Linked DNA regions of Mus musculus: region 2 is linked to region 1. The links are chromatin loops, found by intact Hi-C in ENCODE. Cell type or tissue: heart. All regions are shown on one strand. Links, peaks and the distances in the headings refer to the core of each region. The heading gives the core; the rest is flanking DNA.

The links. A loop is a pair of places that touch in the nucleus more often than their neighbours do. Peaks named below come from ENCODE experiments on the same cell type or tissue, not always from the same donor. Only the 100,000 strongest peaks of a DNase experiment are listed, where the experiment ranks them.
Region 2: it touches region 1 in a loop (3-fold over the local background); 9 of 42 quality-filtered maps call a loop at or near these places.

Annotation. Positions count from the first base shown.
Region 1 is chr9:106,150,023-106,160,896 of GRCm38, forward strand. It overlaps Glyctk (glycerate kinase), which reads right to left and starts at 8,116. Exons shown (of 4, transcript NM_174846.4): 1 at 7,467-8,116; 2 at 7,123-7,274; 3 at 6,387-6,562; 4 at 2,838-6,085. The coding sequence starts at 7,843. The coding sequence ends at 5,219. D030055H07Rik (a long non-coding RNA gene) reads left to right here. Exons shown (of 7, transcript XR_003948237.1): 2 at 1,263-1,328; 3 at 2,134-2,731; 4 at 2,872-3,007; 5 at 6,271-6,495; 6 at 6,971-7,212; 7 at 9,759-10,677. It overlaps Mir135a-1 (microRNA 135a-1), which reads left to right and starts at 4,102; the gene lies at 4,102-4,191. In heart, for the core only: CTCF peaks have their summits at 2,457 (motif pointing right) and 6,673 (motif pointing left); DNase peaks (open chromatin) are centred at 6,509, 7,099 and 9,909; H3K4me3 peaks cover 491 bases; H3K27ac peaks cover 548 bases; H3K27me3 peaks cover 2,507 bases.
Region 2 is chr9:106,206,558-106,217,431 of GRCm38, forward strand. It overlaps Twf2 (twinfilin actin binding protein 2), which reads left to right. Exons shown (of 9, transcript NM_011876.3): 2 at 332-409; 3 at 5,162-5,340; 4 at 5,699-5,794; 5 at 6,175-6,279; 6 at 6,381-6,506; 7 at 7,544-7,694; 8 at 7,799-7,920; 9 at 8,271-8,830. The coding sequence ends at 8,438. Among named protein-coding and RNA genes, the nearest start is that of Twf2, 8.9 kb to the left of the region's middle. In heart, for the core only: no CTCF peak of the experiment used is centred there; DNase peaks (open chromatin) are centred at 1,864, 3,644, 5,494 and 6,254; H3K4me3 peaks cover 1,161 bases; H3K27ac peaks cover 832 bases.

The DNA of each region.
Region 1 (10,874 bases), core at 2,034-10,033:
ACTACAGACCCGAATATTCACCTTTTGGCCCACACCCTCCAGCCACTACAAGCCAGCCTGAGCCAGGGGAAAGAGGGCAAGCAAAACCTCAGGACTGGTACTACTGGGGACTGGTACTACTGGGGACTGGTACTACTGGGGACTGGTACTACTGGTTACCTAGGAGGCTTGATCCTTAGGCATCCCTGCCTCTCAGAGGAAATGACCCCTCCCAGGTTGGGCCAGCTTGATACAGCGCTATATCACATGGAAGTCTACCTAAGTCACTGGGTGTCTGGACTTAACCCCTTCACCCACAGGCACAACCCATGGCTCCCCAAGCACACTCCAAATCCTTTAACCCAGCTTGGGCCCAGGCCAGTCGGCCCCTCCATAATCTGACCCTATGTTCCTCATATTTGAGCCAAACTCAGAGAGAGACAGGCTTCCTTGCCTTTTCCCCCCTGAAATACTAGGGGACCATCCTGCTGCTAAAGAGAGGCAGTTAACTCTAGCTCCAGCTAATTCCATACACACACCAGCTCCTGGACCTCCCATAACTCAAGTGCCACCCTTAACTGGAGGTATAGCTCAGTGACAGATACTCCCAGACACATATAGAGTAAGAAGGAGGGACTTGGGATGTAACTCAGTTGGTAGAGTACTCAGCTATCATTCACGAGGCCCTGGGTTTGATCCCCAACACCACACAGATGTGGGCAAAGGCACACATCTGTCTTCTCAGTACTCATGAGACAGAGAAAGGGGGGATGGAGAGATTCAAAGTCATCCTTGGCTACATCTCAAGTTGGAGGCCAACCTGGGCTATATGAGAGACTATGTTTAAAACAAGCAAACAAACACACAAAAACAGCTAAAGCCATTCTAATGTCTAAAGGATGTAGGCGGCAGGTAGCTTGCTTGACTTCTGGCCATGAACACCAGTGTCCTGCTGGCTCAAATCTTGCCTCTCTAAACTGAGATCTCTTTACAGTTATCTCTGGAAGATACTAATAACTGGGATCTTTGTAAAAGATTATCTATTTTTAAAGACTTCACTTTTTAAAATTTTGTGTGGATAAGTGGTTTGCCTGCACGCATATATGTATGTGCCTGGTGCTCATGAAGACCAGAAGAGAGTATTGGATCCCTGCAGCTGTAATTACAGACAGCTGTGAACCACTGTGCTGGGGCTGGGAACTGAGCTCAGGTCCTCGGGAAGAGCAGCCATCTCTCCAGCCCCGGCTATTAGCTCTAATTTTTTTTTTCCTTCTCTCCCTGAGCTTCCGATTTGCATGGAGCTTCCTCAAAGAGATTCATCTGGTGCTGATAACCCCAGCCCACCAGAGGTGAGCAGGACACAAGCATAGTCAACACCAGAAGGAGAAGGAAGGACAGGTAGCAAGGCAGAACAAGGACCTAGGACCCAACTCCTACTCTAATGTGCCTTCCAGGCCACTTTAGTGCCACTCTAGGGAGATTTTACACGACCACAGACTCCTCGTTCCCACTAACTGATACACTACCTCTCATATCCTCACGACACTGATGACATTCCTAGGGACAGAGGGGTTCATTCATTCCCAAGGATGTTTGAACCTGGGCTTTCATCTTGATTCCAAAGTGAGCATCTAAAGAGTTGCCAATGAACTGGGTGTGGCAGAGCCTTTAGTCCCAGCCCAGGGGAGACAGAAGCAAATGGACCTCTTTGAACTGAGAGCCAGCTAGGGCTACACAGTGACCCTGCCTCAGAAATTAAAAAAAAAAAAAAAAATAGAACAGAGTTGCCAATGCTTAAATGAAGACAAAGGCTACAGGGCTGAGGCCATAAGGAACTTGCAAAGGTAAGAATGAGAGGGAAGGGAGGAGGGAGATAGAGAGGGAGGAAGGGATAGAGGGAGGGAGGGGAGAGGGAAGGAGGGGAGAGGGAGGGAGGGGAGAGGGAAGGAGGGGAGAGGGAGGGAGGGGAGAGGGAGAGAGGGGAGAGGGAGGGAGGGGAGAGGGAGAGAGGGGAGAGGGAAGGAGGGGAGAGGGAGAGAGGGGAGAGGGAAGGAGAGGGAGGGAGGGAGGGGCCCTTTGCCATCCTGCCTCTGCCAGCCTTTAAGGTGTCCTTACCCACCATGCCCCACAATATTCCTGAAATTCTAAACACAGCAAACCATCTACACCTTGGAATGGAGCAGAGCAGTGTGGAGGTCCACACGGTGACTGGTTGGACACAAACCCCTACACATGCATACTCAGGTGTGTGCACACATTTATGTAGATGCCCACCATTCACACTCGTGGGGTCTCCTGTTAAACCACTCAACACCCTGCTCCTCCAGACCACAAAGAGACCAACAAATCTGCTTTACAGATCCCTGGAGAGGCTAAGTCTGGTCATGCCACCATCCTCAAACCACTGAGGGCAACATGGAAAACAATGGCACATCCCCTAACTCTGGCTTCGCCTTGGGCTGGCCCCCATGGTATCTGAGCCCCAGGGGGCAGCAGAGAATGTGTATCAAAAGCCCAAAGCAGGTTCACATCCCTGGTCTGTGACTGACTTGCTCTACAGTCCCTGATAAACCATCTCCTCTAATTCTCCAGCCATAGGATAAATGGGTTTACCTAAGCTGACCGTGAAAGGCTCTCCAGACCCACAGTCATGCCAAGTGCAGAGAATGAGAAGGCTTTAATGTGAAGGAGGCCTGAGCACCATTGTGGCAAAATCCTCAAGCCATGGAAAGTATCAGCACATGATGACAAAGTAAGGATTTGGCCAGCAAAAACCTGAGTCGGGAGAAACGGCAGCTGAGAGCCAAAGGAGGGCCGTGTCTCTAATAATCCATAATTAGTAAGACACATGTGCATATAGCCATTCATTCATTTATTTATTTTATTTTTCAGTGCTGGGAACTCAACCCAGGGCTTCACACATGCTAGAATAGTATCATTGACCACATTCCCAGACCTCTTGTTGTTGTTGTTGTTGTTGCTGCTGCTGCTGCTGCTGCTGCTGCTGCTGCTGCTGCTGCTGTTCTTGGTGAGACAGGGGTTCTCTCTGGGTAGCACTGGATGTCCTGGAACTCACTCTGTAGATTGGGCTGGCCTCAAACACTCAAGAGATCCGCCTGCCTCTGCCTCCCAAGTGCTGGTATTAAAAGCGTGCACCACCACTGCCCGACCCTTTTTAAAGGTCTTTAAAATGGGATCTCTCTTAGTTGCCTAGGCTGGCTTTCACTCTGTAGCTCAGGCTAGCCATGAGCTCTCAATACTCTGAGAGTCCTCTCGTGTACCTGGGATTATAGGCCTGTGCACCAGGCCTGGCTCCATACTTGATATTGATGGAGAGAAAAAAACAAAAAAAACAGTCCTATTGAGCTCTAACTGTGAGGAATTTGTTTATTTCTATCATCTAGAATGACCAGATAAATAGGTGAGCAAATATAGAAGGTTATGCCCACAAACTGTTTGCTATAATGGGGCCCAATTCAGACCCTGGCCCCCAGACTCTGAGAGCATAGGTACAGGAAAGTGACCAAGGCAGACACGGGGAGCCTCCAACAAAAAGACTCTACCTATATGTGAAGCCCTCAGCAGGCAATGGTGACAGTGGTCCCCACGAGCAAACCTACTCTGAAAAGCACCCATGGGTACACTGTGGATGCATTCTGACACCAGTGTCCACTGCTCACGTGTTTACCTCACAGAGACACCAAGGATGCGGCTGAAAAGCTCTTCTCCTGAAGCTCTGGCCTGCAACTCAGTGTCCAATGGGAATACGTTCCCAAGGTCAAGAACACGGGGACAGAGCCACTCCTAGAGGATACCAGAACCCCAGCGTAAAGACAAAATCCCCAGAGTCTCTGATCCTGTGCACAAGGACAGAAGGAAAGAAATGGTACAAACCACTCCACTTCCCTAAGCCTGTCTGGTCCTCAGAGCCAGCTCACCTTGCTTACCTCCTTCTCAGTCTTAGGAACACACACAGGAGCCAGGTCTGCAAGCCATGGCCCAACTTCTAGCTAGACTGTCCAGAGCCCAGTGGAGATGGGAGGCCCTTCCCAGGACACATCAGCTCTGACCTAGAGCCCCTCACACCCTCACGATGGAAGAAGGGCCCACAGGGGCCGCCCCAGGCCTCACTGTTCTCTATGGCTTTTTATTCCTATGTGATTCTATTGCTCGCTCATATAGGGATTGGAGCCGTGGCGTACGGTGAGGATAAGCCAACAGAGGGCTCTGATGTGGAACAAGAGGGCTCGAGGTAAACCAGGCCAGTGGCTGCAGGCCAAGCCAAGTGACTCACCTCTGCCAGCTATGACAGGATGGGGTGAGGGACTGCTGAGGTCCTTCACTGCTCTGACCTACCATTCTAGTGCTGAGACACACACTGAAATGCTGGCACCAGGGTCCCAACTGGGTACCCGGAGGAGCGACAATGGAACATGGAATGTTTAGCCTGGGAAAAGTGGGCACAGGAGAACAAGTGCAATGCCTGCGGCCTGAAGAAACCCCTTGATAGCCAGAGGGTGAGGGGGAAAGCTGAGAGTGGTCCAAATACAGAAGGAAGAGCCGTGGTGACAAGTGGATCGTCTCCACCCAGTCAGGCAACAGCAGGAGAGGAGAAACCATGATCAGGTTTCTACCACAGGGAGTCAGGGTTAAGTAGGCAACTATAAGCCTGTCCTGTTAACCCACATTGACACTGCTAGGAGACAGATTCAATTGTCACAGATTGCCATCAGCAGACCCTGAGTGTGCACCCAGCCAAAAAGGGTATGAGAAACTCTTCAAGGTACTGGCACCACTGCTGGGGCCACACCACGGGTCCCTGCCCAGCAGCTCCCCGAGGATCTGTGCTATGGAAAGAGGTGCTGAGGGGAGATGAGCTGAGACCCCCACACACAACATTCTCTTTATTTTCAGTGCCCTACCTTCGCTCCATGGAAGAGACAGGCTGAGGACCTGGGCAGGAAGGCATCCAGGGAGAAAATGAGAACTGTGACTGGCCAAGAAGCTCCTGCTGGGCCTCAGGGCTACCTGCTGTCATGACAGAAACTAGGGGTAGAAAGAAGCCCCCATCTTCTAATCTAGTTGGGGGAACAAGCATAGAGTAGATCCGAGGGAGGCGGGCAGAGCAACGGAGGAAAAGTCCTGCGGCACAGTGGGGCCTGGGAATCGGCCCTTGACCTTCCTAAGAGGCCCTGCCCTTGAAGGCCTCTTCTACACTCTCACACGGTGAGCGACACCATCACTGAGGATGAAGAATCAGGAGGTGGACATCCATAACATTGGTCCCTGTCAACCCTGTGTGCAGCAAATGTGTTCCTCCCCGGAAGCGGCAAAAGAAAGTGTATGAGTCGTTATTGGCGAGGGAGGTGGCGATGTCCAGGCTCTCAGCAGAAGCCTGGCTGATGAGATCAGACATGACCCAGGCCCCGGCCACCTTTGTAGGCCCATCCTGCCCATCAGTGCCTCCACTCAAAAATAGCACATCAATAGGTCCCAGTGGCTGCCTTCCCAGCTCCACTCCCACGTGCAAGGCCAGTTCTTGGTTCCGACCGCCCTTGCCAGATCCCTGCAGCTGCACCGTGGGCTCACCACCAGCCAGGAGGCAGACCGGCCCTTTAGCCTTTACCACCGCTTCCAGAGCCTCCTCCAGCTGCAGGTCCGGGAGCTGGAGCTCAGCTGCCAGCTGATGGAGTTCCGCCTCCTCCTCCAAGGGACGCTCAGCCAAGGATGGAGTGAGGTGGGCTGCAGCCACCCGGGCTAGCAGCCCGTAGAACCGAGCCACTCTTTTTACATCACCCTGCATGGCTGTGCTCAACACCATGGCATGGTAGCCCAGCACCTCGGCTTGCCTCTGAGCCTCAGCCAGCGCCAGAGAGTTAGAGCCGATGATCACATTGAGGACGTGGCCACAGGTGTGTGGTCCATGGGGGTCAGAGTCAGCTCGGGAGAGCACAGTCTTCACAGAGCGGGGAAGAGCAGCACGGAGGCCATAGTGGTTGAGAATATGCAGGCAGTCTTGCACACTGTGGGTGCTGGCCACCGTAGGGCCACTGGCAATCACTTCCAAAGGGTCCCCAATCACATCTGACAAGATGAGGCTTATCACCTAGACAAAGGCCACAAAATAAGGTTCAGTCTTGCCTCCTCCGTGTTCCGGGGCCCTTAAGGACAAACTGGGCCTGGGTATACAGCATCTGGTATGCTTCCTTGCCCACATCTACCCACATCTTGCCACTTTCAGGTGGGCTGGCAGAACACCTAACCAGAAAGCCTCCCTCTTACTCTCTCTAGGCTTCCTCCCAGGACTTTCCAGGCCAGGCCCCTGCCAACTCATATGTTGGCTTAAGCTCTCATCTCCCTGTCACGTGTTGGGAACCCAGGGCCTACTGAAGAAGTGATTAGTGCACCTGAGCAGGATAGGCAGCCTGAGCCAGCCCTCCACCCTTCAGCTGCGACAGGGCCTTGCGGATGGTGTTCAGCTCCTGGATCGTGGCTCCTCGGGCTGCCAGCAGCTTGGTGAGCATCTGTTTCTCCTCCAGTGTGACAGGTGGGATAGGAGCAGGCAGCAGGGCTGAGCCCCCACCTAAAGTCAGTGAGAGTGTCAGGGAGAGGAGACAGCCCGACCCAGAGAACCAGGCAAGCCATAAGGAAGGTCCTCTAAGAAGGTGGGGTTACAGTGCCCCCTTGTGGACACAGAGTGAAGTTGTCCCCTAGTAGGGGTATACCAGATCCCAGGAGAAGCTTGCTAGCAAAGTGCTTGCCTAGCCTGTGTGAAGCCCTGAACTCTATCCCCAATACCCCCCAAAAATTTTTGTTTTTAAATTTAACTAAGAAAGAGCAAGAAAAAACAGCAAATAAGCAAGAAGAGAGATCCATGGGGTCTGGAAACTCAGCTTCAGGAGCACGAATGACACCGCTGCAGACAGCAATGTCTTCCAAAGGTTCTGATGTGTGTCAGTGTTAGTACCCAGCTGTGCCTTCACCATTACAGATGTTCAACAGGGTGAACTTCCAGCTGAGGAGAGGTGACCAACCTGACACCACTCACTAGGTACCCTCCAGGTTCCTCACTGTCTGCCATGGTCCTGACTTCACCCTGTGACCATATGGTACTCGGGGCACCCCTGTCGGCTGGTCCCACACCTGAGATGAGCACCAGCAGCAGGTCATCTGCAGTGAGCCCCTCTGCCAGCTGCTGGATGGTCAGCGCGGCCCGGAGTGCATCCCGATCCGGTAAGTTGTCCTCGGCGCCCTCGAACACCTGGATGCGGCTGTGTGGCTTCAGCAGCATCTCTCTGAGAAGGGAGAAGGGATGGGGGTGGGCTCCTCTCCTCCGACCTGACTTCTCAGCTGTACAGGTGAAAGCGGCCCACTGATAACCCATTTAGAAACCAGGCCAGACCCAGGAGATAGGGAGATCAAAGAGGAAGGGAGGTGTTCTTCCAAAGGACAGTAGAGGGCGTCCCCCTGCGCCCATAGACTCTTACTTCTTTCCAGCATGTTCCATAGCGGCTCGGATCCCCTTGGGTACGCTGATCACACCCTGCACAAGATGCTGAGCCAGCAGCTCCTCGGCAGCAGCTGCCATGCCCAGTACGGCCTTGCCGAAGCCCACTAGGTAGAGGTTTTCCCGCAGCTGGAAAGTCCGGTCCCGCACCTTCAGCTGTCTGCCACTAGGATCCAGGGACAGTGTCCTCTGCAGCATGGGGCCTGGCTGCACAGCACCCACTGCACTATCAAACAGCTGCCGTGCCTGTTCTGCCAAAGCCATACCACTGGTCATCCGGGCCACTGGGGGCCCCCAGAGGAGTGGACGGGATGGGGCTCGGAGGAGACAGGGCAAGACCTGTAGGGCCGCAGCCATGCCCCGCTTCTCTCAGCACAGCCTCGTGTCCATAGCTGCCTAGAGAGGGAGGAGAAGGAGTGAGGCCACGGACAGAACCCCACCATCCATCATGGCCACCCCTCCGAGGGCTCAGGACTGGCGGACTCCATAACCTGAAATGAAACCTGGAGAAGTCATGAAGCCTGCAGCAAACCTGATCTTACACCAGCCCTGAAAGCCCAGCCCTGATGCCCAGCCACGTCCTCTTCTGTAGACCACACACCAGTCTTCTGGACACTCTGCTCCAAGTCCAAAGTTCCTGTTAAGTGGACCTTCCTCCTAGGTCACCTCCTTTGCCTAGAAGTTAATCATTCATGAAGGACGCCGTTCCTACCAGCAGGCCCCTGGGCCATTCTTCTTCCACATCCTGTACTTCCAAAGCCCTCACACCACGGCAGTGCCCCCTTTCTGGCATTTATGCCTTAGACGTTCCTTTACCACTTCTACTGCCAAGAAAAAAAAAAAAAAAGGCTATTGGTTGTCTAGCCAACTGACCCGGAGTCCATTGACCTCTAGCCTGCTCTGTTAGCTCATACAACCAGTCTGGCAAAGCTGGGTCCATGTGGAAAGGCTGCAGATTTACCAGTGCACACAGCCTAAGGAAGCTCAGGACTCAGGCTAGTTCAGCAAGTGGTCCAGGCACGAATCAAGAGTAACCACAAATCTCACTCAAGGTCAGACCTTCAGCAAGTCCCCAGGTTATAAGCAAAAGGACATGTGCTATGGGGCTCAATCTATAGGACAAGACCAGACACCCTTGTCCCCATACAGCTGGTCATGATCAGCCTTGCCAGGAACATCCCTTTCTGGCTCCATGATAGCAAAAAACAAGTCCTGAGTTACACCCTTCACAACAAAAACAGCCCAGTGCTAGAGCAGGCAAAGGCCGGGTTCCAGTAATGAAGCCCAAACAATCATTTTCTCCACTGGGCAGAGTGAAGGACAGAAAGGTCTTGGGGTAAAGGTCGGGAAGCTACAGCGTAACTATACAGGAACAATAAAAGACTCAGCTGCAAAAAGATATCTAAGTTTAGGGACAGGAGGGTACTGAAGACTGTGCCCGGGCTGTCCATGTAACGAGCGAGCATGCGCTCTACCACTGAGCTACATTCAAGCCCCTAAAAAGGTAGAAAGACAACTGTATCCGTAAGCATGGGTGGAAGAGGGCGGAGTCTAGGGATGGGGTTCTAGCTTTTTTTAAAGCGTGTATTAGTATATCTTTTCTCACACTGAGCTCATTTGCAAGATGTGGGACACAATGAAGCCTAACTCTCACTTTTCAAGGGAACTTGAAAGTGTAGTCCTGTGGGAGAGACCTTCCCTAGCATGCATAAAGTCATCCAGTTCTCCATAGTGCTTGGGAGACTGACGCTCGTATTTTCCTGACACCTAGGGCTTTCTGATTCTCTGTACAAGCTGACAGAGAAAACTCCAGGTAACAGTTTATCCCACTCCTAAACAACGTAGCGCCTGCCAAACCTCCGCCATTTAGCCTTGTAGTTCCCAGCTAGCTTTCCCAGAAACTACTGTTTGTAAAAAGGAATACACAGGGCACTGCCGCGGGACGCCTGCAAACATGTTCAGTTTTCATGTATGGGATTCCCCGGGCTTGGTACTAAACACATCTTAGCATCCAAAACATAAAGCTCAGTCCTAGGTGAATTTTGTATCTCTTTCCCAGAAGGGCAAAAGCCTAGAAGGTCCCTATTAGAATTCAAGGGAAAAAAAAAGTTCAAGTCCAAAATTGCCAAATTAAGTACTGGGTGTTTGGTGAAATTTGAATTTTGGATAAGTAATTTTTTATTATAACTATGACCAGTATATTTTGGATTATTTCTAACTAAAAATTACGTTGTGGTAAGTCTAAAGTTAATTGGACGACTTGCATTTTCAGGAGCCAAATTCCCAACTCTAAGACACTACACCTTCCCAGCTCCAGTGCACCCGCCTTGGTAAGTGAGGATAGGCGAAGACCAGGCTCGACTCCTCCCGGAACCAAAGCGGAGCTGACATCAAGTCCGGAATTGGCCAACCGCCAGGTGACCGGAAGTGACGTCTCCTGAGCCTGAGCCTGTGATCTTCTCGAGGGAAATGTTGCCGTGTAGTGCAAGATGTCGCAAGATTAAGGGGTTGCTGTCGCCTGGATCGGTCTCTGTCCGGGCCAGGAACGACTTCCAAGTACCATTTATTTGCTTGAGACGCAAACTCACCTTCCCGCAGCTTCTGGCGCTGGAGACCGGAAGTACTCTGTGGGTGGGGATTAACCCGGAAGTGGCTGGTCTGAGATCTCCCTAGAGACCGAGAACCTGGTTTAGAACTTTCCGGCCTCACTGACACTCAGAGAAAACCTGAAAAGAGGCGAGTGGGGGGCTCTGGTTTCTGTGTTCTGTGTGATTTGTAATGAGCCTTCCCTGTTCATCCTGTTAGATCTAGTCCACCGTTAAATACACCCTGAATTCTTGTTCGGTTCCGAACAGGGCTGAACATCAGCGAGCGCTACAACACACCCCTCTAGAAAGCGATTTAAAGACATCCATGACAATTCATTGATGCTTACCTCTTTTCTCCGTAAGCCACCACATACAGCTAACTCAGCAAAAGATTTCTGTTGGGTGATTTTTGAACACACGAGCAAAATGACTGTAAACAAAATGACCCCTAAGTCTTTTCTTCCTCCCTACCCTTGCTCTCACATTGTGTCCACTATGATCCAGTCCTGCCTTTTTCCCACATTCAAAAATCAACTATTGGCTGGGCTCCAAAATCCTTTACTGATGGAAAGGATTGTTTCAAACGTGTTTCCTTTAAAAGGTTGTTTTGTTTTGTTTTGTTTTTTTAACCTCGACTCCTACCACATACACAGACACACTTTGTAGCCTAGGCTGACTTCAAGTTTATGATCCTACTGCCTCAGGCTCCTGAGTACTAAAGTCGCAGGTGTGTACTGCTGTGTAATTGAGAAGCTCAATCAGGACCCCACTACACCCCACCCCACACGCTGTCTAAATTT
Region 2 (10,874 bases), core at 843-8,842, 55 kb after region 1:
TAGATCATCCTAGTGTCCAGGGACAAGTGAGTGCCCTTCATTCTGGCAAGCTTGTCTTGTCTTAGAAACTGGTCCATCTTCAAGTGGGCTGTCCTTCCTGTCATCAGAGCTATCCCGGCCAGCAGGCCACCGCCTGCCACTCCTGCTAGCTAAATTTGGGAGCTTATGTTCAGTGGCCATCTCAGGTTCCAGTCACATGGGGAAACCATATTTAACCCACTTCCCAGCCTGGCTACCACCAGACCCCACAGGACACCAGCAGACCCAAACTCTTCCCTGCCCACTCTGCCTGCTTGCTCACCAACAACAACTATGTTTCTTGTGCTTATAGCCACTGAAGAGCTAAAGGAATTCTTTGCCAAGGCCCGGGCTGGCTCCATCCGACTTATCAAAGTCATCATTGAGGACGGTGAGTGTCCCCCACGGGCTGGGGCATGGAATGGAGGCCGAACCCAGTCACTTCTGGGGATAGGAGAGCTGGGTATCAGCTTCCTTTCAGCCCCTCCCAGACCTCAGTCTCTGCATCTGAGAATGTAATGAGGCCTTTCACAGAGAGGTCTCATTGGGGTCCTGCAGTGGGGGTAGAGGGCACCCTGTTGTACAGAGTCCTTCCTGCAGTTCTGTCTAACCTCAGCCTGAGGCTGTGTGGCGTTTGAGATGAGCCTTGTCAGAGTATCGGGCTAGATATGTGGTAAGGGTCCAGTGAGCCCTACTATATGTATGTTTTGTGTCTGGGGGGTGGGTGGTATGTGTATGTGGTGTGTGTGTTCTATGTGTGTGGTGAGTGTGTGTGTATGTGGTGTGGTATGTGTGTCATGTATGTGTGTGGTGTATGGGGAGGTGAGTGTGTGTGGTGAGTATGTGTATATGTGGTGTGTGGTGAGTGTGTTGTATATGTGTGGTATGTGTGTGTATGGTGTGGTATGTGTGTCATGTATGTGTGTGGTGTGTGGGGAGGTATGTGTGTTTGGTATGTGTATATGTGGTGTGTGGTGAGTATGATGTATGTGTGTGGTATGTGTGTGTGGTGTGTATGTGTGTGTGTATGTGGTGTGTGTGTTGTATGTGTGTGGTGTGTGGGGAGGTGAGTATGTGTGTATGGTGAGTGTGTATATGTGGTGTGTAGTGAGTTTTGTATGTGTGTGGTATATGTGGTGAGTGTGTGTATGTGGTATGTGTGTTGTATGTGTGTGGTGTGTGGGGAGGTGAGTATGTGTGTGGTGAGTGTGTATATGTGGTGTGTGGTGAGTTTTGTATGTGTGTGGTATATGTGTGTGTGGTGAGTGTATGTATGTGGTGTGTGTGCGTGGTGGGTATGCATGTGGTATGAGGTGAGTGTGTGTGTGTTGTATGTGTATATGTTGTGTGTGTGTGGTCAGCAGATTGGGCCTGGCTGGACCTGGCTTGGCTGCTGGCTGTAGGAGGACTGAGATACCATGGACCTTCCCATAGTAGATGTCCCCAGAATGGGAAGAAAAAGCTATGTCTTGCTCATTCTCAGAGCAGGCTAGAGTGACACCATGCTTGACAGGGCCTTGAGCTGCCCCTGCGTTCTTACCAGGTAGTCTGAGGGTGTGGGGCTTGAGCCAGGGCTTGAAGTAGAACTATTCAAGGAGGCAGGGGATCCGTCTGAGGCTGAATGATGGGAAGACAAGGGGTCCCTCTCCCCTCTGCCAGTGACGGCCTCAGCAGGGAGTGGTACAGAGTCTGGGAGTAGGTGTGGGCCAGACCCTCCAAGGGTCCTTCAGCCTTCTCAGTAGTCACGCTGTCACGAGCCCTTTGGCACTGGACTCCCTGAATGAGCCTAGTGATATGTTTACTTAGCAGGCCCTGCCAGACTCAGAATCCACCACAGGCTTTCAGGCCACAGCTAAGCTGGGCCTTGTCCAGGCTCCTCAAATCCAGATGTCCTCAGAGGCTGGGTAGGGGTCATTATGGGAGGTGATAAATAGAGGTCTCCTGGGACTCCCCACCCTTAAAGAGACAGTTGAGCTCATTGGCCTCCCATTTCAGCCCTGCCCGTTAACCTCCCAGGAAAGGTACCCCTCGTAGGTGGTTCCCAGAAGCGTAAGGGATCTCTAAGTAGACTCACTCTAGTACTGCATTCCAAGCGTTGGGGAACCCAGGAATGCCTGGGGTAGGGGCCTATGGTCTAGATGAATGTGGGTGGAGCTCCTGATTTTTGTTTTGTTTTGTTTCGTTTTTTGTTTTGTTTTCTTTTGTTTTGTTTTTCAAGACAGGGTTTCTCTGTATAGCCCTGGTTGTCCTGGAACTCACTCTGTAGACCAGGCTGGCCTCGAACTCAGAAATCTACTTGCCTCTGCCTCCCGAGTGCTGGGATTAAAGGTGTGTGCCACCATGCCCGGCACTCCTGATTTTTCTAAAGAAATTAAATTATAAATTTGCTTTTAGACAACCACCACAACAGAAAACTATGTGTGTGTCATCTGTGTCTGTGTGGGGGTACGTGCTTGTGTATGTAGGACTTACGGAGGCCGAGAGAGGACATTATTGGTACTGGAGTCACAGGCAGTTGTGAGCTGCCTGACACAGGTTCTGGGGACCAAACCCAGGTCCTCTGGGAGATCAACAAGTGCTTTCAGTTGAGCCATCTCTCCAGCCCCAAGAAACACTCCTTATGTAAGATTCCTATTATAGCTTGGCATGATGGTATAGGCCTATAATCCCAGCATTGGAGAGGGTTGAGACAGGAGGAAGCCAGCCAAGACTATAGAAACTTGTATCCAAATATAAAAATGAAGCCTTGGGAGGTACAGGTGGAAGAATCAGATGGTTCAAGGTCATTCTTGGCTGTATAGTAAGTCAGGAGCCAGCCTGGGCTACATGATACCAAAAAATAAAATAAAATTCTGGTTTATTTTTAAACTTAGAGAGAGAGAGAGGATCAGAGAACAGCTTTGACCATGTGGCTCTTTGGCATTGAGCTCACATCCTCCAGCTTGCTGATAAGCATCTTTACCCTCTGAGCTATCTCACCTGTCCCAAACATTCTGGCTGTAAAATGTGAACAAAAGGCTGGAGAGATGGCTCAGGGGTTATGAGCATTTGCTGCTCTTGGAGAAGACCCACATTCGGGTTCCAGGATTGACCTGGTGCTTCACAACTGTCTGTAACATCATTTCTAGGGGATCCAATGCCACCTTCTGAGCTCCCTGGGTACCAGACACACACATGATACACATATGTAGCTCTAGGCAAAATACTCATAACATAAGAAAGTAAAAACTTTACAAATATGAACAACATCCCAGCACTCGGGAGGCAGAGGCAGGCGGATTTCTGAGTTTGAGGCCAGCCTGGTCTACAGAGTGAGTTCCAGGACAGCCAGGGCTATACAGAGAAACCCTGTCTCAAAAAAGAAAAAAAGAAAAAAAAAAAAATCTGACAGCATTTGGCCTTCTTCCCCAACTTCCCCAGCCTAAAGCTGCTGGCTTTCAACACTGTTTCCCATCTGGGTTCTGGGCAGGCAGGGAAGGAAGCCAAGGCCTGCAGAGGTGGTGAGGCTGGTAGCTTTGCACGTGGAGGCTTGGGCAGCTAGGTTATTTGCCCTGTCAAAAGGGCCCCGTGAAGTGCTGGCCGGTGAAGTGCTGGCCCCGCAAGGTCCACCTGGGATCACTGTTTTGCCCAGTTCTTCCTCTGGGTTGGTCTGTGTGGCCAAGGACATGTATGGTGTCCAGATGAGGTCTCAGCCTGGAACTGGGGTTGGATGACCTACTTGGCCAGAGACAGGGTAGGCCTCTCAGATCCAGACTGGCCAGCAAGATGACTTAGGTAAAAGTATTTGCTGCCCAAACCTAACAAACAACCTGAGTTTAGTCCCTGGAACTTACAGTGGACTGAGCCCTGAAAGTTATCTATTGACTTATGCATATACACTGTGGTATGCATGTACCCATAGTTATATATGTCATATATATATATAGATGATGATGATGATAATAATAATAATAATGTTGGTTGTTAGCTCAACCGAGTGATATACTCCTATATTTCCAGCACCAGGAAAGCTGAGGCAGGATTGGAAGTCTGAAGATAGGCTGGGCTATATAGCAAAATTGTATCAAAAAATAACCACAAGGGTCTAGGATTGTAACTCAGTTGGTAGAGTGCTTGACTGGTGTGCACAAGGCCCTGGATTTGCTCCTTAGGACTCCATAAAGTGGAATTGGTGGTACATGAATGGAAGGAACGCCAGCATTCAGGAGGTAGAGCTCTGAGGATCAGAAGTTCAAGGTCGTGGTGGCACACGCCTTTAATCCCAGCACTCGGGAGGCAGAGGCAGGCAGATTTCTGAGTTCGAGGCCAGCCTGGTCTACAGAGTGAGTTCCAGGACAGCCAGAGCTACACAGAGAAACCTTGTTTCGAAAAACCAAAAAAAAAAAAAAGTTCAAGGTCTTCCTCCAGCACAGTTCTAGGCCTGTCTGCACAGCATGAGATCCTGTCTCAGACAGCAAGCAAGCAAGCAAAAGAAAAGCAGAGGCTGTTTGTGGTGGTGCACGCAGGCAACCCTCAAGCCCTCAAGAGGCTGCTGCAGGAAGGTTAGGAGTTCAGCATCAACTGAGGCCACATAGTAAAATCCTGGCATTAAAAAAAAAAAAAGAAAAAAGTTGAAAAAAAAAAAGTTGGCTACTATTGCTTTTTTACTTTGGGGTAGAGGGCTGAAGCTGGGGGTGGCAGCCTCTTGCTTAGCACTTTGTCCTCAGAGGGGCTTGGTGGAGCCAGGCGCTGAGTGAGGTGAGAGCAGGAAGTCGTACAGTTAAGATTGTACCTTGCAGCTAGCTGCTCCCTGTGTAGGAGTTCTTTGAGAGGACCGCATTGTTGCTGGCGGTGAGCACACAGCTGGGTTCCTTTGTGTGCTTGTGTATGCACAAGTGCTTAAGTGTGCATGAATACAAGCCTTAGCAGGTGTGGGGGTGTACAAAGGGAGCCACCCATAGCTGGGACACGTAGCCTAATTCACTGATTCATATTCATCCCTCGGCAATTCTGCTTCTTAACTTTGGGGATTTGAAGGGTCTGGGGCAAGAAAGAGGGTTGAAGTGGCCAAGTAACTCAGAAAGCTACATCCAGAGATCATAGGTCCATGGGCAGAGGAGAATGTGGGATGTGCCACGTGGGCTCACCCGGCCTCTGCCCCCAGAACAGCTCGTGCTGGGTGCCTCACAGGAGCCAGTGGGACGCTGGGACCAGGACTACGACCGGGCTGTGCTGCCACTGCTAGACGCCCAAGAGCCCTGCTACCTCCTCTTCCGACTTGATTCGCAGAATGCTCAGGGTTTCGAGTGGCTTTTCCTGGCCTGGTCACCTGACAATTCGCCGGTGAGTCTCTAGGGATCGTTGCCCATCAACCCTGCACCGGGGCCGGTGGGAAGTGGGGAGAACAGACGAGAGATTCTGGCCTAAAGAGGCAAGGGAAGGGATGCTAGGTTCTGCCCCAAACCCTGCAGAGCCTTGCGGTGGGCTCTCAGTACAGTCAGCCCGACTCCGCGCTGAGTTTGAGCTGGGTGGAGGCTCCCCCTGCTGGCTAAAGCTGCCTCATATAGCTTCGCTGCGCCCCCTACTGGGCGCAGTGCAATAACCTGCTTCCGTCAGCCCTGCCTCCCTCTTCCGGGGCTCCACAGTTGGCTCCTGGAGCAGCAGCTTGGCCCATAGGTCCTCACAGTTTGCCCCATCTCAGGTGCGGCTGAAGATGCTATATGCAGCCACACGCGCCACCGTGAAGAAGGAGTTTGGAGGCGGCCACATCAAGGATGAGCTCTTCGGGACAGTAAAGGTTAGTCAAGCCAGAATAAGGAATGGGGACCAGAGGGTGAGGCATTGTGTGAGGGTCACGGCAACTCAGTGCCAGGCTCAGGGTGATATAGGAGGGCCGGGCACAGGGATGTACCATACATAGCTGATACCGCGTTTGCCTGACATGCATAAAACCCTGGTTTGACTCTCAGTACTCCGGAAGTGGAGACAGCCGAGAGTGCTGGCAGTTCAGGGTCACTGTTGGCAGCTTATGTAGCTTGAGAGCTACATAAGATTCTGTCTCAAATAAAAGAAATGGGAGGATGGGGAGTCTAGCAGCTGCAGGCTGAGATGCACAGCAGGCTTCTGTCTGCCCGCCCGCCCAGGGTATCCACTCACACCTCTGCCCCTCCCCCACAGGATGACCTCTCCTTGGCTGGGTACCAGAAGCACCTGTCATCGTGTGCCGCACCTGCCCCACTGACTTCTGCCGAGAGAGAACTCCAGCAGATCCGAATCAATGAGGTGCGTGCCCGGGATGATGTGGGTTGGGAGATCCTAAACTTGGTAGGCTACAACCGCCTACGGATAGATAAAGGTTTTCTTCATGACTGCCCCACCCCCAGGTGAAGACTGAGATCAGCGTGGAAAGTAAACACCAGACGCTGCAGGGCCTGGCCTTCCCTCTGCAGCCTGAGGCCCAGAGGGCACTTCAGCAACTCAAACAGAAGACGGTCAACTATATCCAGCTGGTGGGTACACAGCCGTGCCCAGCACACACGAACTAGGCACTGTGGGCTCCTCCTGTTTCCTGGTTACACGTATTTGCAAGTGGGCACAGAGTCCTATCCCCGTCTCCTGGGCTGTTCTGCTAATCCACATTGTTCCTAGACTTGGGATGTTGTAGCTCAGTTGGTAGAGTGCTTGCCTGGTATACACCAGACTCTGTATTTGATTCTCAGCAGTAGCACAAAAAGCCGGGTGTGGTGGCACACACCTGTAATCTCTGTATTCTGGGGGCAGAGGCAAGAGGGTCAGAAACTCAAAAGTCATCCATACATAGCGTGTTCAAGGTCAACCTAATCTATACCAGACCCTGTTTCAATTTTTTCTTAAAAAAAAAAAATTGAAGCCATGCATGGTTGGGCATGCCTTTTAAGAGGCAGAAGCAGGAGGATCTTTGAGTTTGAGGCCAACCTGGTCTATAGAATGAGTTCCAGGACAGCCAGGACAACACAGAGAAATCCTGTCTTGGAAAAAAAAAAAAAAGATAATACTATTCTCTTCTCCTCTGCCTGCCCCCAGGTCTTAATCACAATAGATACCCTCTAAGCGTGTGGCCCTATACATCTTTACAACATATAGACACCATGGTTTACACTGGCCCTCAGGACTGACCCTGTCCTATCCCAGAGTTCCTCTGTAGCTCTTTTGAGTTTTCTCTTTCCCAGGTAGAGTCCTTCTGCCCCAGAATGCCTTTCCCTTCTCAACACTTTCCTGGGGCTTTGTCTCTTGACAGTCAACCTGTGGCAGTGCCTTGCTGAAGTCAAGGCCCCCCACGACACCTCAGACAGGGATCTCAGTGGGAGCTTCTTTTTTTTAGCAGAATCCTCAAAAGGGGCAGAGTTGGGGCTGGAGGGACTCTTTAGAATAAGCCCCGCAGTCTGATGAGGTCCAGCCTTGAGAAGGGGACCCTAGAGATGGGGACCCCAAACACTCTTACCCGCCCAACAATCCTGCTTCCTTATGGGTACACTGGCACCCTCATACCTCCCCTGCTCCTCCTCAGAAGCTGGACCTGGAACGGGAGACCATCGAGCTGGTACACACAGAACCCACAAATGTGGCCCAGCTGCCCTCACGGATTCCTCGAGATGCTGCCCGCTACCACTTCTTCCTATACAAGCATACTCATGAGGGTGATGCCCTTGAATCTGTGGGTGAGTAGCCATGACAGGGACTGGGCAGGGAGCAGCAATGACAAGCCACTGCTTGGGCCTGCTAGGGGAGGTCTGCAGGTACCTCACCACGTCATCCCCTCCAGTGTTCATCTACTCCATGCCCGGGTACAAGTGCAGCATCAAGGAGCGGATGCTCTACTCCAGCTGCAAGAGCCGCCTCCTTGACTCCGTAGAGCAAGACTTCCAGCTGGAGATAGCTAAGAAGGTACGGCCTGTTCCCAGGGTCCCAGCACTCTACTCTCCACTGGAGTCCTATGTTCTTGCAAGACTCACTGCTGCAGTATTGGATGGGTGGAAAGCCTAAGGCCCAGGGCAAACCAAGGCACACATAAGCCCAAGGCTTGACTGCCTTACCACCTCCTTTTCCTAGGTCTGGTGGGGATGGGGCTAGGAGAAGGTGACTCAGGCCAGTGGGGTAACAGACCCTGCATTGTAGATCCTGCGGTTACCTAAGAGAAGACAGATATCAAGAGTGACTCCAGAAGTGGGGTTTCCCTGAGAGTGGTATGTGTTGGGCCCTGGATATAGTGGTGACTTCTGTCTTGACCCATGCAGATTGAGATCGGCGATGGAGCAGAGCTGACAGCTGAGTTCCTCTATGACGAGGTACATCCCAAGCAACACGCGTTCAAGCAGGCGTTCGCCAAGCCCAAAGGCCCCGGGGGCAAGCGGGGCCACAAGCGCCTCATCCGGGGCCCCGGGGAGAACGGGGAAGACAGCTAGGTGTCTGGACTGGGAACAGGGCCGGGCACGTGGACTACAGGGTTGCCACTCTGCCACCCCTGGACTTCCTTCCTCCCCAGCCTGGGCTCTAAGGAATTGCTTTCCTGTGGGACAAGGAGGGCAGGTGGCTGACCATATCTGAGGGCCTGCCTCTGGACCAGCACTGTGTGACCTTGCCCTGTCACTGTCCCTGCCTCTCATCTGTGTGTACAGGGTGGCTGGCGAAACCCCACCTTGGCACAAACCTAGCCTCCAGAAAATTTCGTGCTGTGGTTGCAGCCCAGCCCAAAAGCCTTTGGCTACAGTGGGTGGGGACGGTTGGCAGGGGCCAGATGTCACAGGAAGGGATGGTTGAATGCTGTATTTTGTAAAGAATAAAATATTTTTAAATCAATACTGAGCCTGGGTGCCTTTCCCCGTTCAGAGGGGGTCTGATGGACTCCTGGCCTCAGGTGTGTGGCATGCTTTGAGTGTAAGGACAGAAGCCCTACCCATGAGGTTATGAAGATCTGGGTGTCTCTGTTTCCTGTGGTTGATGTGACAAGTTACCACAAACTCAGCGGCTTAAAAAAGTGGTAGTTTGAGCCCAACCTGAGCAGCATAGCAAACAAACCCCTGTTTCAAAAACACAAAAGAAAACCTTGCAGATTTATTCTTAGAGATCTTGAGGCCATGGTGCACACAGCCGGCTCCTGGCAGAGTTAGCCGAGTTTTTACCTCTGGACTAAACCAGATTCCACTAGTCTTGGCTTCCCTGGGCTCGTGCCTCAATCTGGAGTCAGATTTTTCCATCTTTACTTTTTCTTCTTAATATTTTTGTGTTCTATCTCAAGACAGGTTTCCTTTTTTTTTTTTTAAAGATTTATTTATTTACTATGTATACAGTGTTCTGCCTCCATTTATGCCTATAAGCCAGAAGAGGGCACCAGACCTCATTACAGTGGTTGTGAGCCACCATGTGATTGCTGGGAATTGAACTCAGGATCTCTGGAAGAGCAGACAGTGCTCTTAACCTCTGAGCCATCTCTCCAGCTCGCAAGACAGGGTCTTGTTACATAACTGTGGCTGAGCTCAAACTCAAGGCAGTCCTCCTGTCTCAGCCTCCCCAATGCTGGATGTACCAATGTGCATCTCCATACCTGGCTTTGTCTCTGTTTTATTCATTTGTAGGGTGGATTTTTGAGACAGAATCTCATGGACTCCAGACTGGCCTCAAACTGCCTGTGTGGCTGAGGATAATCTTGAATCTCTATAGGTGTGTGCCACTGTGTCCGGTTTATGGAGTATCAGAGATCAAATCCAAAGCCTTGAAAAAAGCAGTGTACCAACTGAGCTACACCCACAGTCCCTGCATCTGCTTTGTAAGGGATATTTTGCCCTCCAAGCTTTCTGCCCCCATTTCCCCTGACAATAATGTAGGATTGGGGGAATCGGGAGATGGGTCCCTAAGAAGACATTTTTTGTTTAGTTGCATTTTTTTGTTGCTGGTTTTTGTTTTTCTGTTTTGTTTCTTGAAGCAGAATCTTACTATGTAGCCCCGGCTAGCCTGGAGCTTTGCTGTATAAACCAGGCTGGCCTCAAAATCATAGGGAGCCACCTGCTTCCTGCCTCCTAGGTGCTGGGATGAAAGGTGTGTGCGCTGCCCCTGGCTCCCACCTCCCTGGTAAGGGCCCTTCTAGCTGGGGTTTCACAACACCGAGGCACTGGGGGATGGTGGGTATTCTAGAGAGTGTATCTGGGGGTCTCCAGTCCTGTGTGTTCTTGACCACGTTGTCAGTGCCCTGTGCCCCTCTCCGGGCCTCTTTTCCTATTCCCAAGAAATGTAGCATCATGAGTGTATGTGAAGAGCTGATTCCCTGATCATGAGGAGTCCTTTAACCTCTGGGAAAGGGCCCACGTTTGATACTCAGCAGTAGCCAGGGGTGTAGTCTGTGCCTCTGAAGAGTGGTTGAAACACCTCCTGTCACAGCTGGAGAAACATTCAGCTGCTGGTTGGACACTGTCGTTTTTCCTAGCTCAGGACATTGTCCCATTGCAGGAGTCCCTTTTCAACCTCTATGAAAGCCCCTAGGATTATGGACAAAAAAGATGGGGCCCTGGTAAAGATCCACAAGAGACTCAGCCCAAATACTGGTTCTCAGGGGGGCAAGAAGGTTCTCACGCTGCTGAGTCAGCTAGATTATTGGTACCTTGGACCCTTCCTGCTATGAGATCCACTCCGCCGAGGGAGAGCCAGGAGACTGGTGTCGAACCCTGCCACTTTCGGGAGAATGGTCATTCATTCATTCATTCTCATTCATTCATTCATTCATTCATTCATTCATTCATTCATTCATTCATTCATTCGAATTTCACTCAAAGATAACCCAGACTGCCTATCCAAAGCCGAGTGCTGTGGGCAGTACATAGATTCAGCAGATACCGAGCAGCACTGCA